Regions from separate parts of the Homo sapiens genome. Here region 1 is linked to region 2. The links are chromatin loops, found by intact Hi-C in ENCODE. Cell type or tissue: heart right ventricle. All regions are shown on one strand. Each heading gives the region's core, and the rest is flanking DNA. Links, peaks and the distances in the headings are about the cores only.

Region 1 (8,349 bases), core at 98-8,097, 83 kb before region 2:
ATAGTTGCTCTTCTTGTTGCATTGATCCCTTTACCATTATGTAATACCCTTCTTTGTCTTTTTTGATCTTTCTTGGTTTAAAGTCTGTTCTATCAGAGACTAGGATTGCAACCCTTGCCTTTTTTTTTTTGCTTTCCATTTGCTTGGTAAATATTCCTCCATCCCTTTATTTTGAGCCTATGTGTTTCTTTGCATGTGAGATGGATCTCCTGAATACAGCACGCCAATGGGTCTTGCCTCTTTATCCAATTTGCCAGTCTGTGTCTCTTAATTGGGGCATTTAGCCCATTTACATTTAAGGTTAATATTGTTATGTGTGAATTTGACCCTGTCATCATGATGCTAGCTGGTTATTTTGCACATTAGTTAATGCAGTTTCTTCATAGTGTCGTATATTTTTGTGTGTTTTTTAGAGCGGCTGGTACCAGTTTTTCCTTTCCACATTTAGTGCTTTTTAAATGAAGGATATTCTTAATTCTAATTTTTTTTTTTACACTGAACTGTAAAAAATTTTCAGCTTCTGTATTTTTGATGTGCAATTTTTTTGCTTTCCAGTTAGAATGTTTTTCATTAATTTTATAAGACATAATAATATATATTTTGAATGTTTCATCAAATTTAGATATGAAAAAATGATTGTTGCTATCAACTATTTTATTTTAATTCAAAATATAAGTTCATTCAATTAAAATTGGGAACTATATCAAAAGATACAGTTTTCTTGCTACAAGTCGATATATTCTAAGCCACAATTATGCATTTTCAGAATTACATGTCATGCACTGCTTTTGCTTCTTTTTTCGTTTCTCCTTTTTATACAGGGGATAAATTTTGATGCTTTCCAGTTTGCAAGATCAGTTTTCAATATTTGGAATTTGCTAATGTCTTCAAAATTTGAATGTTTTTGTGCTTTATTTACCACAATTTGTGACAAAAGACTAAAGATTTCTAACTGATTTTGAAGAAAATACAACTAGAATTTTGAGAAAATGTTCACGAGTGGATTCAATACTATTGTAGGTTAGTTACAGAGTCATATTTTAAAAGCTTAAACACTTCTCCGGTCCTGTGGATTAGAGGCAGGAAAGCAACAATGAGTTGCAGCACTGCCCTGCAGAAGGGTTTATTGTTTATTTTTGTTTTTTTTTGTATCTAATTTCATGTTGATAAAAAAATTTGGTAACTCAACTTCTCTAACTCTGTCTATTCTAAAAATGTTTGTAAATTTGAGCAATTATAGCTTCTATTTTGATGGAAAGACAATCATAACTTGTTTAGATGCACTTCAAAATTATGCATACCACACTGATTCCAAATATATGTATTTCATAGATTTCATAATTCAATAAAAATATTTTTTATCATGATGTTATATTTCACTGAAATTTGAATTTAAAATATTTACAAACTATGCATCTGACAGAGGACTAATATCCAGAATTTACAAGGGACTCAAACAGCTCAACAACAACAAAAATACCAAATAATTCCATTAAAAAGTGGGCTAAAAGCCTGAACAGACATTTTTCAAAGGAAAACATACAAATGACCAACAAGCATGTGAAAAAATGTTCAACATCACTAATCATCAGAGAAATGCAAATTAAAACCACAGTCAAATATTGTCTCATACCAGTCTGAATGGCCACTATTAAAAAGGCACACTTTGGGAGACCGAGGCAGGCAGATCACGAGGTCAGGAGATTGAGACCGTACTGGCTAACACGGTGAAACCTTGTCTCTACTTAAAATACAAAAAATTTGCTGGGCATGGTGGTGGGTGCCTGTAGTCCCAGCTACTCAGAAGGCTGAGGCAGGAGAATTGCTTGAACCCGGGAGGTGGAGGTTGCAGTGAGCCAAGATCACACCATTGCACTCCAGCCTGGATGACAGAGCGAGACTTCATCTCAAAAAAAAAAAAAAAAAAAAAAAAGACAAAAAATAACAGATATTGGCAAGGGTGCAGAGAAAAGGAAATGCTTATACACTATTAGTGTGAATGTAAATTAGCACAACCTCTAGAAAAATATATGAAGATTTCTCAAAGAACTAAAAATAGCACTATCATTTGATCTAGCAATCCCACTACTGGATATCTACCCAAAGGAAAAGAAATATTTACATCAAAAATATGCCTGCACTCATATGTTTATCACAGCACTATTCACAAAAACAAAGCTATGGAATAAACCTAAGTGTTCATTGACATATGACTGAACTAAAAATGTGGTATATATACACAAAGGAATACTACTCAGCCATAAAAAGGATGAAGTCATGTCTTTTGCAGTGACATGGATGGAACTGGAGGCCATTATCTTAAACTAAGCAAGTCAGTCACAGAAAGACAAATACTGAATGTTCTTACTTATAAATGGGAGATAAATAATGTGTACACATAGACATAGACTGTGGAATGATAGACATTGAGGACTTGGAAGGGTGGGTGTGGTGAGAGCAGAATGGATGATTGAAAATTACTTAGTACAAATTATTCAGGTGATATATACTCTAAAAGCCCCAATTTCACTGCTACACAATCTATCCACATAATGAAAATTACACATGTACCTTTTAAGTTTATATAATACCGCCCTCAAAATACATCTACAACAAAACAGTGTTGTTTCTAAGGTTGATGTTTTCCAGCTGAATTTAAATACTCACAATAATGTCAGATATTTTATCTCTGACAGAATGAACTTTCAACCACTTTACTTTGAATTGAATGCAAAAATCAAATTATTGGAATAACTTAAATGATTTTCTGTTTGAAACATTTAGTGATATGTTATATGACTGTCACCATTTCACTGTGTCCAAAATATTATTTTTGCTATTAGAACCAATATTTTACTAAGTATTGCTTTATTCTTTTTGAACACAAAAAATTGAAATTAAAAAATGAACAAAATTGCCTTTGATTTCAATGAAAAGTCATGGTTCACAGAATGACGTGTAAACACACCTGCTATAGTTGTGTTTTAAATCATTATCATCAGGCACAGTCTTTGAAAGCAAATCCTCATGCATCTTCAACAGATTTTTATCTTCTAGTTTTCAAATCCTCATGGACATTACTATTACTTCCACAAGGGATGATAGACTCTGACAAACATTTTGTGCAAAATACATGTTCGTCAATTTTGTTGAGTAACATGCACTTCTATCTCTTGAGTTTACTGCTATTGAGAGTATTTATTGCAAAATTACAAAAGGTTACCAAACAAAATATATTGCTGTGGCTTTGTATCATACAAAAACTGACCAAACCACTGTAGCAAGAGCTTTCAAACTACCCTCTAGATTTTCTACAGCAGGGCTTTTTAGTTCTTGTTTTCTGCACATTTTTCATTTATACCTAAAAGCCTGCCAATGGAAAACCTGTCAGCTTTGTGCATCTTCCATGCTATGGCATGGGCCATAATACAACTGGCTGGTACACCAGGTGGCTGCTAGGAGCAGCAGCATAGATATTCTCTTACTGCCACCCTAGACCACAGAAATTAGCCCTCCCTAGATCCTTGTGTCTGACATATACATATTTTTAATAGAGAGCATCTTGTGTGCTTGTATTAGTTCGTTCTCCTGTGGCTATGAAGAAATATTCGAGACTGGGTAATTTATAAAGGAAAGAGGTTTAATTGACTCACAGTTCTGCATGGCTGGGGAGGCCTCGTAAACTTATAATCATGGTGGAAGGGGAAGCAAACATGTCTTTTTTCATATGGCAGCAGGAGAGAGAGTGAGTGCTGCATGAAGGGAGAAACCCCTTATAAAACCATCAGATCTCATGAGAACTAGCTCACTATCATGAGAACAGGATGGGTGAAATCACCACCATGATTCAATGATCTCCACCTTGTCCCTCCCATGGCGAGTGGGGATTATGGGAACTACAATTCAAAATGAGATTTGAATGGGGACACAAAGCCAAACCATATCAGTGCTCTCTTAAGACAAGAGATTTTAGTCTGGAAAGAATCAGGAAAATCAAGATAAGATATGATTGATTTGTCATTTAGACTTAAATACGCATCAAAGTGACAACTCTGTTCCATGCATACATGTCTCACACCATACTAGGTCTCAGTGTGGTAGAAGCTGGAGGTATAAACTGAAAGTTACAAAACTAATAATAAAAAAAATGAAAAATTTGGGACAAATGTTACATTGACTGGAATGCCTGGACAACATATGTATTTAAAGACTATTCTGGAAAGCCATGAAATTGTAAATATACTTTTCCCTCCCTCTCTTTCTTTCTCCCTCATTTTCTCTCTCTCTCTCTTCCTTTCCCTTTTTTTTTTTTTTCAGGAGAACCAACTACCAAATACAGGTTTTCTGTTTTATGCTGACAGCACTTTATTGAGGTATAATTTACATACAGTAAAATACATTCATCTTACATGTATAGCTGAATGAATTTAAAAAATATGTATGCATGCATATCACCACCACACAGATCAAACTATTAAAGATTTCTGCACTCCAGAAAATCCCTTCCTGTCCCTGTCCAGACAATCATTCTTCCTCCACCCTCCACAGACAACCGCTATTCTGACATCTATGACTATAAATTAGTTTGCCTACTTAAGCTTCGTATAAATGAAATCATGGAGTATGTTCTCTTGTGTTTGGATTCTTTCTTCTTTTGGTAATATATAATGTTTTAATTTTTAGAGATGGAGTCTTGCTGTGTCACCCAGGCTGGAGTGCAGTGGCACTATCAGCTCACTGCAGCCTCTACCTCCTGGGCTTAAGTGATCCTCTCACCTCAGCCTCCTGAGTAGCTGGGACTATAGGCCTGCACCATACACACCGGGCTAATTTTATTTTTTTGAGACAGTCTCTTTTTTTTTTTTTTTTTTGAGGTGGAGTCTTGCTCTGTCACCCAGGCTGGAGTGCAGTGGCGCAATCTCGGCTCACTACAACCTACATCTTCCGGGTTCAAGCAATTCTCCTGCCTCAGCCTCCTGAGTAGATGAGATTCCAGTTGCCCATTACCATGGCTGGCTAATTTTTGTATTTGTACTAGAGACAGGGATTTACCATGTTAGCCAGGCTCGTCTCGAACTCCTGACCTCAAGTGATCCATCTGCCTTGGCCTCCCAAAGTGCTGGGATTAGAGGTGTGAGCCACTGTGCCCTGCCTAATTTTTAAATATTTTTTGTAGAGATGGGGGTCTCACCATGTTGCTCAGGTTGGTCTCAAACTCCCATCTTTAAACGATCCTCCATCTTGGCCTTCTAAAGTGCTGGGATTACAAGTGTGAGTCACTGCACCCGGCCTTGGCTTCTTTCATTCAACATAATATTTTTTGAGATTTGCCCATGTCGTTGTATGTATAAATATGAATATTCTACAGTTTGTTTATCCATTATTCTGTCCATACACATTTGGGTTGTCTTCAGTGTTGAGCTGTTGTGAATCAAGCTTCTGAGGACATTCTTATAAAAGCCTTTTTGAATGAGTATGTGCATTCATTTCTCTTGCATATATACTAAGGAAAGGGAATTACTGGGGCATAGGTTAGATGTGTATTTAACATTATAAGAAACTGGCAAATACTTTCCAATGTCATACAATTTTATATGGACCATGCCAAGTGTTGGAAGCCATACGAAGAAACTGTAACTCTCTATTGTTGTTGTAATGTCAAATGTAAAACCATTTTGGAAAATAGTTTGGCAGTTGCTTAAACATTTAAACATTTGTCTACCATAAAACCCTAGGTATTCCACTCCTAGCTATTTGCTCAAGACAAATAAGATGGCGTCATATATCCACACACAGACTTCTGCATGAATGTTCATAGCAGCCATGTTTGTATCAGGCAAAAATGTAAAACAATCTAAATGTTCATCAGCAGGTGAATGAGTAAACACATTCTGGTATATCCATTTAAGGAAATTCCATTCAGCAATCAAAAAGAACTAATGGTGCATGCAACAACATGGATAAATCCCAAGATAATTATGCTGAATAAAGCCAAACAAAGATGAGTTAATACTTTTGATTCAATTTGTGTAAAATTGTAAAAAATGCAGAGTGATCGACAATGACACAAAGCAGATAAGCGTTTGTAAGGAAATGGAGCATGGGAGAGAGATGGATTACCAAGTTGCATGAAGAAACTTTTTGGAGTGATGGATATGTCCTTTATGTTGATTACGGTAATTGTGTATATATGTGGCAAAACTCTTTATATCAATTAAATCTCAATAAAGCTAACTAAAAAAACAAGTTGAACATTGCTCTTTCCTCTTCTATTTTTTGAAGAAATATGTATAGAACTGGCATTTCTTCCTTAAATGTTTGAGAGAAATCATCTGCACCCGGGGTTTTTTATCCCGTCGTGGGGATGGAGTGGGAGTGAAGTGTTCTTAATTATAGATTCAATTTCTTTAACAGGATATATGACTCTTTAACAGATATGTGACTATTCAGATTCTATTTCTTCTTGTTTTAGTTTATGAAAGTTAACTTTATTAAGGAATTTGTTTCTTTTGACTTGTCAAATTTTTTTGTCATGCTAGTTACAATATCTCATATTTTATGATATCAATAGAATCTGTAGTAATGCCCTTTTTCATTTACATTATTGGTAGTTATGCCTTTTACTAATCTTTTCAAGGGACAAAAATTAACTTTGTTGGAGTTTTAAAAATCTATTTTTAGGCTGAGGCAGGAGAATGGCATGAACCCAGGAGGCGGAGCTTGCAGTGAGCCGAAATCACGTCACTGCACTCCAGCCTGGGCGACAGAGCGAGACTCCGTCTAAAATAAACAAATAAATAAATAAATAATCTATTTTTATTAGCAGCTTTGTTGAGGTATAATTGACATTCATCTGTTTTCTGTTTTATTGATGTCTTCTCGTTCTTATGTCTTCTTTGATTTTCTTTGGATTTAATTCGATTTTCTTTTTCTAGCTTCTTGAGTCGGAAGCTTGGATCATTGATTCTAGATTTTTCTTTCCTACTACAGTCATTTAGAATTCTAAACACTACTTTAGAATCATCCCATTAAGTTTCATGTTTATTTCACTAGTGTTGATTTTAAAGTATTTTCCTATTCCTATGCATGGTTTATTCATCCATGCATGAGTTATTTAGGAGTGTGTTGTTCAATTTCTTTTTGTTATTAATTACTTGTATTACTAGTTTCATACCATTGTGGTAAAATAACATATTTGGTTTGATTTCAATCCTTTGTGATTTATTAAACCTGACCAACATGTGATCCATTTTGGTGAATATTCTATATACACTTGAATGGAATTTGAAGTCTGCTGGTTTGGGATGTAGCATTTCCTATATATCAAATAGGTGAGGTTGCTTAATAGTGTTTTTCAAATCTTATTTATCCTAAATGATTTTTTGCCTACTCTTTCTATAAATTATATATTTCTATACATTATATATAATATATAAAATAATATAAAATATATAACATAATATAATATATAAAACATATAACATAATATATATAACATTATTTCTGTACATTATACCTTATTGTATTTTGAAGCTATGTTATTGGGTGCACAGATATGTAAGGTTGTTATGGTCCATCTGATAAATTCATCATCTTGTCATTATGAAATGTTTTTCTTTATCTCTGGTTATATTATTTGTTCCAAAGTCTCTTTTGTCTAACATTAATATAGGCACCCTGGCTTTCTTATGCTTAGTGTTTGTGTGGCATATAATTTTCCGTTCTTTTATTTTCAACCCATTTGTGTCCTTTTCCTTGAACTGTGTCCCTTGCAAGTAGCATATAGGTGGATCTTATTTTTAATAGTATGGCAGTCTTTGTCTTTTGGTTGATCGGCTTCATCCATTTACATCTAATGAAATTACTGATGTGACCCAGTTTAAGTTTTTTATCTGGGAATTTCCTTTCTATTTGTCACATTTTCTCTTTGTTTTCTTGTTTCTCTTTTCCTTTCTTTTGAATCAATCATGTTTTTTCCTTACTATTTTGTTTTAGCTTGTCTTTTGGCTTTTTAGCCATACTTGTTTGAATCATTTTTTAAAATAGCTGTGCTTAAGTTACAACATACATCCTTTTGGTGACTATCAACTACTCCCAAATTTAGTTACTTAAAATGACACACACTTATTGACTCGTAATATTTTGTAAATCACATTAGATGGGGTGCCTTAGTTTCTGTTCCACATAGTGTAGGCTGGTTACAAAGCTAGGTGGGCTGGGTTGGCTGGCTCTCCCACGCCAGGTAGTCTCTCATCCTTAAGAATGCTAACCCTTGGAGCAGCATTTCAAGAGAGTGAGAGCAGAAGCTGTAAGTCTTCTTGAAACCTTGGCTCAGAACTCATACAACAT
Region 2 (8,349 bases), core at 235-8,234:
AGTGAGACTCTGTCTCAAAAAAAAAAAAAAAAAAAAAAGGAGATTTAGATTATTACGCACAACAATATATAAAAATTTTTAGCCTCTCAGTGGATTGGGTAGGATAGGGATTTGGAAGATTTTGGAACTGGGAAAAGAGAAATACAAACAAAAGATTTTCTCAGTGGAGAAAGCAGTGGAGTCAGATGGTAGCGGACAGTCTCAAGGTCAGGAGCAATGTCACTCACTGTCCCTGGAGTATCCCTTGGGCTCTCCTGCCCATATATGTGCTGACCCCCTTTCCTAAAGAGTTTTGCCCATCATTCTCCCACTCTCTCTTCTGTCCGAACTGACAAAGTCCACCTCCTCTGCGAAGCCCTCCCCAGTTTACCCTACCTGTAAGTAATCTTGCCCTAGTAACTTACCTGCTTCTTGATTGTTTACTACTATCCCCATAGTAGAGGGAATAGTATTCCCATAATACTACTATTCCCATAGTACTGTACCTACTCCTTGCTTAGGAGTTTAGTACTTGTTATCTTATAGAATGGATAAGAATCTCACCTATTAGGCTGCATGTTCCTCATAGGTAGGCATTGTGGTTTTTTTTTGTTTCATTTCACATCTCTTGCTCTCTTTTAGAACTCTTAGCACAGCGACGAGTCAATGTACCACATGGTTCCATTTTCTCTTGGTTATCATAATTGTCAAAGAGGGCAATTATTCTGTTTTTCCTTATCTTCCTTTTTTTTTTTGAATTGAGACATGTCAAAATTCAATGACTCAACAAAATGCCTATGAATTTGTGGCTAAAACAATACTATTGTGTCAAAGATGTAGAGAGCTGGCAAAAGCTATGCCAATAAGACAAACTTGCCAATTTCTCCTCTGAGCAACATCCCAGGCTTTTGTTTTCTCCATGTGTTCATTTGCATTTAAAGAAAAAAAAAGGGAAAGATTTTAATGAGGCACTTGACTCCCAGAGAGGGCAAACAGAAGACATGATGTGTCTTGCTGAGGTTTCTGTGTAGGGTACCCAGTTGGCCCTCCTGGGTAATGTGGAGCAAAGTCCTGTGCTTCCAAAGCACTCTTCTTCCAGATATGGCCACAGTGGTGAAGGTGGCAATGGGCATAACTTCTGACATTGTTCTGATGGAAGAAATTAAAGTTAGATACATCTAACTCCTCAAAGGACCATGCAGAACTAGGATTCAGGCCTTTTAAACCCCACTCAGTGGGTGCATGGCAGGGCTTTGAGAACCGTGACTGGGAAGAAAGTCTTTTCTCCTCCTATGTAGGTGCCTAGTGAGAAACCTACATGTGCAATAATTGCCTTTCCTTAGAGAACACTTTAGCCATTGATTGGAGACCTCAGAGCTTTTGTAGCAATTATTAGTGTCTTCTCCAAAGAGATTTGTGTTGGAGCTGGGAGCCCACAGGAAGAGGCTGTTCCCCAATCTCTGCTGTCCCTGCCTGGAATTGAACAAAAACCAGTGAAGAGTGCAACCTAATCAGATTTTGCAGATCTGGAAACACAAAGAATAAAACGGTGTCTTTGGCGGAAAAGAAGTGGCTAGAAGGATCTTGAGGATGGTAGGGTCCAGGGACTGACTTTCAGGCAGTGAAGTTATTATTGTCCCCATATTGATGCACACATTGTGTGTGCATGTGTGTGAGGAATGTAGGAGGGAAGAGGACACTGTGGCTCCAGGAGATTTGCTTAGCATTATAACTGAGCAAGTCTGGGAGGGCAACAAGAACCACCCAGACTTCCTGATGCTCAGCAGAATACTTTTGCCCCTACACCCTTAGGATTTCTCCAAGCAGTGGGTGAGAAATGACCTTTTAGACATTAAGGAAAAATAGTGGACAAAGAGAGAAGAGGACCTGCCAGGTAAAGATGTGGAATTCAGGTGAAGAAACTGACCTGGTTTTCTTGGTTCCTGCTCCATTCAGATCACCAGATCCAATTTCCTTTAATTATCATTTTTTTCCCAATAGGTCAGTCTGACACAATCATAGCTGCCAAAGTCTTATGCTTTAAAGGTGATCCAATGTCCTTTCTATCCTGTTGCACTACAACTCTGCCAAAGAACTTACTGTTAGCTCAAAAGCCTCTATCAGTCTTCAGATATTAATAGACTGCAGAGCTGGTATTTATGTTTGTTTAATTAATGATGGACACCTTCTGAGTAGAGGCTGTTGGAATAATCAGGTGATGCAGTAAAATCTTGCTATAAACTAAACAGAGATTCTGTGTACAGTTTTGTTTCTAATGGCCGTTCCACCACTTCTGAGCTGTGCAGCCTTGGGAATGATACTTAAGCCCTTTCTTTCTTGGTTTCTTTATCCGTAAAATGAGGATAAGAAAAGTTCCTACCTCATGTAGTGGTTGTGGGGATTAAATGAGTTAATATATAAATAATTTAGAATAGTGTTTATCTGTTTTCTATTATTAAGGACAATATCAGTTCTTATAAAAGCATTTTTGGTAAATGAAGAGGCTCTAATGAAGGTAACAGCTTTCTGCTAAGTAAGCACATTGTTAGGTTGAGGAAAAAAGTATAAACCCAAGAATGGCTTATGGGCTTCGTGACTGTTGATCAATTTTAGTGAGTTCTTAGACTTCGGGCATTTTCTGTTTTTAAACACTTTCACAAAAATAAAAGTAATTCATTGAACATGTGTATAGCACATTTCCCTTTGCAAGGTGCCTCATATATTATTTGGTAACTTTATTCCATGAGAAAATATTAAACCTTTACCATGTGCTGAGCTCCAGGAGCACGTGCTCTGACCAGGGAAGGCAGACAGGAGAGAACTTTCCTGTAGAAAGTGCGATCTGGGTTGAGGTTTGAAGGTAGGGTAAGAGTTGGCTAGGACTTGGAGGATGCAAAAGAGGTGTTCTAGGCAGAAGGGGTTTGTCCTGTTGAAAGTGCAGAGATGTAGGAGAACCTGGGGGAGATTAGAGAAGCTGCCAATAATTCAATACGTCTGGAGAGAAGCGTGAGAGGGTGAAGTGTGGCTGTGGGTATCAGGATTTAGAAGCAAGAAAGGAACATGAAGAAATAAGCAGAGGAGATCTCACAGAGGCATTTCCAACATGTGGAGGAGTCAAAATATTATCCCATCCCAGATTACAGTAATCTATTGCATATTTCAAAATAGAGGCAAATAATTTGCGTATTTCGAACTTTAAAAAGACAAATATTTAAGGTGGTGGACATCTAGTTACTCTGATTTGATCTTTACAAATTATATGGATGCGTTAAATTATCACAAGGACTCTCCAAAAATATCCTTTCCATGATGGGCACCGTGGCATGATTTTTAACAGGGGAATCAGATGTGATCAAATTAATGTCTTAGAATTATCACTCTGACCACAGTGAGGAGGAAGAATTTGGAAGAAGCAAATATATAGACAAGGAGAATAATTAGTTCCACGGATGTTGTTCTAATCCAGGTGACAGTTGGAGAGGATTTGATATCAGGGAGGAGTTGTGGTCACGGAGAAAAAGGGATAGAGTCCTGACACGGATATTACAATGGTAGGCAAGAGACCATGTGTCAACACTTGGTGGAGCAATAAGGAAGTTTCGGCTCAGAATGGCTATCTGGCTTGCAGAGCTCACACAGCTACTTAGCAATAGAGGTGCGAGAATGTGCACCCCTGTTCTGAGAATGTTTACCTGTATCTGTTTTGTCAACATGCTAAGATGACTCTATGCCACAGGACTTCGTTGATGGCAGGAGCTAAGATCAGTCATCTCTGAAGCCCTACATCACACCTGACATATTTTATATGTATATATTATATATATATTTATATATTATATATATTATATATTTATATATTATATATTTATATATAATATATATTTACATATAATATACATAATATATATTTTATATATTATAGAGAGAGAGAGAGAAAGAAAGAAAGAGAGAGAGAGAGAGAGAGAGAGACAGGCTCTCACTCTGTTGCCCAGGCTGGAGTGCAGTGGTGCCATCTCGGCTCACTGCCAAGATGGGAGCTTTGACCTCCCAGGCTCAAATGATTCTTGTGCCTCTCTCCCGAGTAGCTGGGATTACAGGTGCTCACCACCATGCATGGCTAATTTTTTTTGCATTTTTAGTAGAGATGGGGTTTCACCATGTTGGCCAGGCTGGTCTCGAACTCCTGGGCTCAAGTGATCCCACTGCCTCGCTTCCAAAGTGCTGATATTACAGGTGTGAGCCACAGCACCTGGCACACCTGGCATATTTTGTCCACAGTACATTTTCAATAAATGTGAACTACAAATACAGGTAAATCCTATTTGCACCTTCCTAACTTGCTTCCCATTCTACATGTCTCAGGGACCACTGGTGTCATGGCAGAGATGAACCTCACCTTGGTGACCGAGTTCCTCCTTATTGCATTCACTGAATATCCTGAATGGGCACTCCCTCTCTTCCTCTTGTTTTTATTTATGTATCTCATCACCGTATTGGGGAACTTAGAGATGATTATTCTGATCCTCATGGATCACCAGCTCCACGCTCCAATGTATTTCCTTCTGAGTCACCTCGCTTTCATGGACGTCTGCTACTCATCTATCACTGTCCCCCAGATGCTGGCAGTGCTGCTGGAGCATGGGGCAGCTTTATCTTACACACGCTGTGCTGCTCAGTTCTTTCTGTTCACCTTCTTTGGTTCCATCGACTGCTACCTCTTGGCCCTCATGGCCTATGACCGCTACTTGGCTGTGTGCCAGCCCCTGCTTTATGTCACCATCCTGACACAGCAGGCCCGCTTGAGTCTTGTGGCTGGGGCTTACGTTGCTGGTCTCATCAGTGCCTTGGTGCGGACAGTCTCAGCCTTCACTCTCTCCTTCTGTGGAACCAGTGAGATTGACTTTATTTTCTGTGACCTCCCTCCTCTGTTAAAGTTGACCTGTGGGGAGAGCTACACTCAAGAAGTGCTGATTATTATGTTTGCCATTTTTGTCATCCCTGCTTCCATGGTGGTGATCTTGGTGTCCTACCTGTTTATCATCGTGGCCATCATGGGGATCCCTGCTGGAAGCCAGGCCAAGACCTTCTCCACCTGCACCTCCCACCTCACTGCTGTGTCACTCTTCTTTGGTACCCTCATCTTCATGTACTTGAGAGGTAACTCAGATCAGTCTTCGGAGAAGAATCGGGTAGTGTCTGTGCTTTACACAGAGGTCATCCCCATGTTGAATCCCCTCATCTACAGCCTGAGGAACAAGGAAGTGAAGGAGGCCCTGAGAAAAATTCTCAATAGAGCCAAGTTGTCCTAACCATCTCCAAACTTGGAAAATCCCGAGAACCACCTACTCTGTAGTGTCAGAATTCTGGACGCTCATTATTTATAGCATGCTCAATGTTTAAATGAATATATTATGGTACTAGGTATAAAAAAGAACCAGAACTTTTAGCTCCAGGGAGAGGAAGGAAGACAAGGAAAAGTCAACCTGAAAAGAGATTGGAGTGGGAGTTTTGATTCCCAGGACAAGTGACAAAAGGATTTGAAATTAAAGCCTGTGCAATCCAAATATGGCACACTTCACCTGTCTGTGATTATAAGAGTAATTTTTTTTGCAAAATTTTTAATGAAAGATTTTCATCATATAGAAATGTTAAAAATAATATGTAGGAAGTTTCCTATACTCAGTACTGAGATTGTGTAATTGCTAATATTTGCTGTCTTTACTTGGTTACATAGATGTAATCTATCCGTGAGTTTATTCATCAATCAATTCACTCATCAAACCACCTTTTTTTGATTCATTTCAAGGTGAGTTCCGGACATCAGCATTAGTACCCTTTACTTCTATGCACTTCAGAATTATATCATCAATTAGGATTCAATATTTAGATTACATTTATTTTTAATGATCAAACTATGGTCGTTTGATGATCCAATTAGCAAAGCTGACCCTACTCAAGGTATGCCTTAATATTCTGGTAGTAGTTCTCAAGAAGGCCTCACACAAACTTTTAACAATGCCTACAATAACATGTCTGTCAATTGCTATCACCTCTGGATATATGCCCTGTTCTTTTTCTTCCTACCTATTACAGTTCTCTCTCGTCATATGGCATGACTAAAAATCCACTTAGCAAAGTTATACCATTCCCACTGCCCATAATGGCGTCTTCAGTGTCTGTATCATAGACATTGACTCTCTGTGTTCTGAAAGCTTTTTCCTTCAGGGAGGCAGAACATTGCTGCATTCCACATGGCGATAGGCAGGAGGGTGGTCCTCGCCTATCCTGGGTCCCTGCACTCTGCAGCAGCTCAGCCTGCATCCAAAGCCTCACAAAATCTGTCTGTTCTTAATCTTTACTTCTCTAATCACAGGGGACTTGTCTCAATCAAACCCAAGGCACTGGAAGAGAGCAGGCCCCATCTATTAATTTTTTTTCATTTAAACAAATTTTTATACCTGGAACTCAAACTTCTTTTCCTGTCTCCTGGATTACTAAAAAAAAAAAAAAAAAAAAAAATCCAAAACCAAAACAACAACAACAAAAAATCCAGGGTACCCTGTATGTGATTGATATAAACAATTGTGGAAAGGGAAAGGTGGGGAGAGGGTGACGGTATCTTACAAACCTAGGATGATTTTAAACTCAGCCAGACAAAAATGCTGTGTGAAACACAGAATTCCAGTTACAAGACTTTAAATGGGAAGAAGATATGTGAAAGGTGGGAGACTCAGCATGCAGGTAGCCAAAGGATATTCAATGGAAGGTGGCTTATAGTAAAATAAAACACATCTGAATCTTTAAAGACATTATATTTATTCTAGAAGACAGAATATTTTAAAGTACATATTGTAATTTTCACAAGAAATATTTTATCCCTTTAATAGTGTTTTGTCTGGTTGTGAAAACCCAGGCTTAAAATTTATAGCTTTACTAAGGGGGATGATTAATAAATAGTATATGTGTCAATTGTGTTACAGGTTGTGTAAAAAATGTTAAAGAAATGTTGGAAAGCTTGAATCAGTGATATGAAATTCCCTCCTGGTTGTGTCTGTGTGAATAAAAGCAGTATACTAAGGAATTATTTGCTGTCTTAGAATCTACCAGAAGTCAGGAAGTACACGATGAATGGAAAGGGGCTACTAAGAGAATAAGTTGCCAGGTAGAAGAAAAAAAATGAATGCCTCCTTCTGATTAAATTCTAAACAAGTATCTGCAGATTTATGTTCAAGAAGGAAGGGCTAAGTGAAAAGGCTGTAGGAACTAGTGGTCATGAAACCCCATGTTGTATACGGAACATCATCTACTTTTTAGTCTATAAATAGAGCTCAGGAAAAGTTAAAAAATGCTTTCCATTTAGGTATGGAAGATGAGTCGGGGTTCAATTATGACATTTTTAAGAAAAGTTGACAATAGGGAAGTTACCTGATTGTAAATAGGTGTGAATATTTCCTTACATTCTGCTATACCTTGTGTTGAACTCATCCAAATAAAAAACCTGTGGTTCTTTTTGTTCAGTTATTTTAATTCTGGAATGGAAATCCTACCATTTTTGACAACATGGATTAACCTAGAGGACGTTATGCTAAGTTAAATAAGCAAGTCACAGAAGGACAAATATTGCATGATTTATATATGAGGTGTCCAAAAATATTATGCTGGTGCAAAAGGAATTGCAGTTTTTGCCATTACTTTCAATGGCAAAACCACAATACCTTTTCACCAACCTAAGTCAAGCTCATAGAAGCAGAGAGTTGCATGGTGATTGCCTCAGCTGGGGAGAGGAAGAAATAGGGGAATTGTTCAATCAGCATAAAGTTTCAGTTATGCAAGATGAATAAGTTCTGGCCACCTGTTGTACAACATAATATCTATAGTTAACAATATATTGAATACTTTAAAACATGTTAAAAGGATAGATCTCATGCTAAATAGTCTTACCACCAAAAGACCAATCAAGCAACCAAACCAAAAATCACAAACCCAGAAAACAACAAAAAAGAAAACCCACAAAAGAACATTAGAAAATTTTTGGAGGTGACAGATATATGATATGTGTATGTCCAAACTCACCAAAATGTATATTAAATAACTGTATTTTTTTTGCATAGCAATTATACCTCAATAAAGCTTGAAAAAATCTGCTTTTGGAAATCTGCTTAAGGGAAATCCAGGTTACTCAAACCAGGAAACACCATCTACTGGGATGTTTTGAATGTGGCTATAGTACCTAAAAGGAGAATAACAAGGTCTTCCGAAGAGAAACCTTGGACATCCAGCTCACAAGGGAATAGCAATGGTAGCATCCATCTGCATCCTGCCTGGTCTCACACCAGGCGCTCAGGCCAGCTCCTCCCATTACCTTTCTCA

Evidence for each region. Hi-C counts contacts between places; a loop is a spot of excess contacts. Peaks named below come from ENCODE experiments on the same cell type or tissue, not always from the same donor. Only the 100,000 strongest peaks of a DNase experiment are listed, where the experiment ranks them.
Region 1: it touches region 2 in a loop (2.8-fold over the local background); 2 of 110 quality-filtered maps call a loop at or near these places.

What each region holds. Positions count from the first base shown.
Region 1 is chr11:58,091,851-58,100,199 of GRCh38, forward strand. The region is part of intron 2 of OR9Q1 (olfactory receptor family 9 subfamily Q member 1); the gene reads left to right. Among named protein-coding and RNA genes, the nearest start is that of OR9I1, 30 kb to the right of the region's middle. In heart right ventricle, for the core only: no CTCF peak of the experiment used is centred there; no DNase peak of the experiment used is centred there.
Region 2 is chr11:58,175,090-58,183,438 of GRCh38, forward strand. It overlaps OR9Q1 (olfactory receptor family 9 subfamily Q member 1), which reads left to right. Exons shown (of 3, transcript NM_001005212.4): 3 at 4,342-6,527. The coding sequence starts at 4,356. The coding sequence ends at 5,288. Among named protein-coding and RNA genes, the nearest start is that of OR9Q2, 9.8 kb to the right of the region's middle. In heart right ventricle, for the core only: no CTCF peak of the experiment used is centred there; a DNase peak (open chromatin) is centred at 4,735.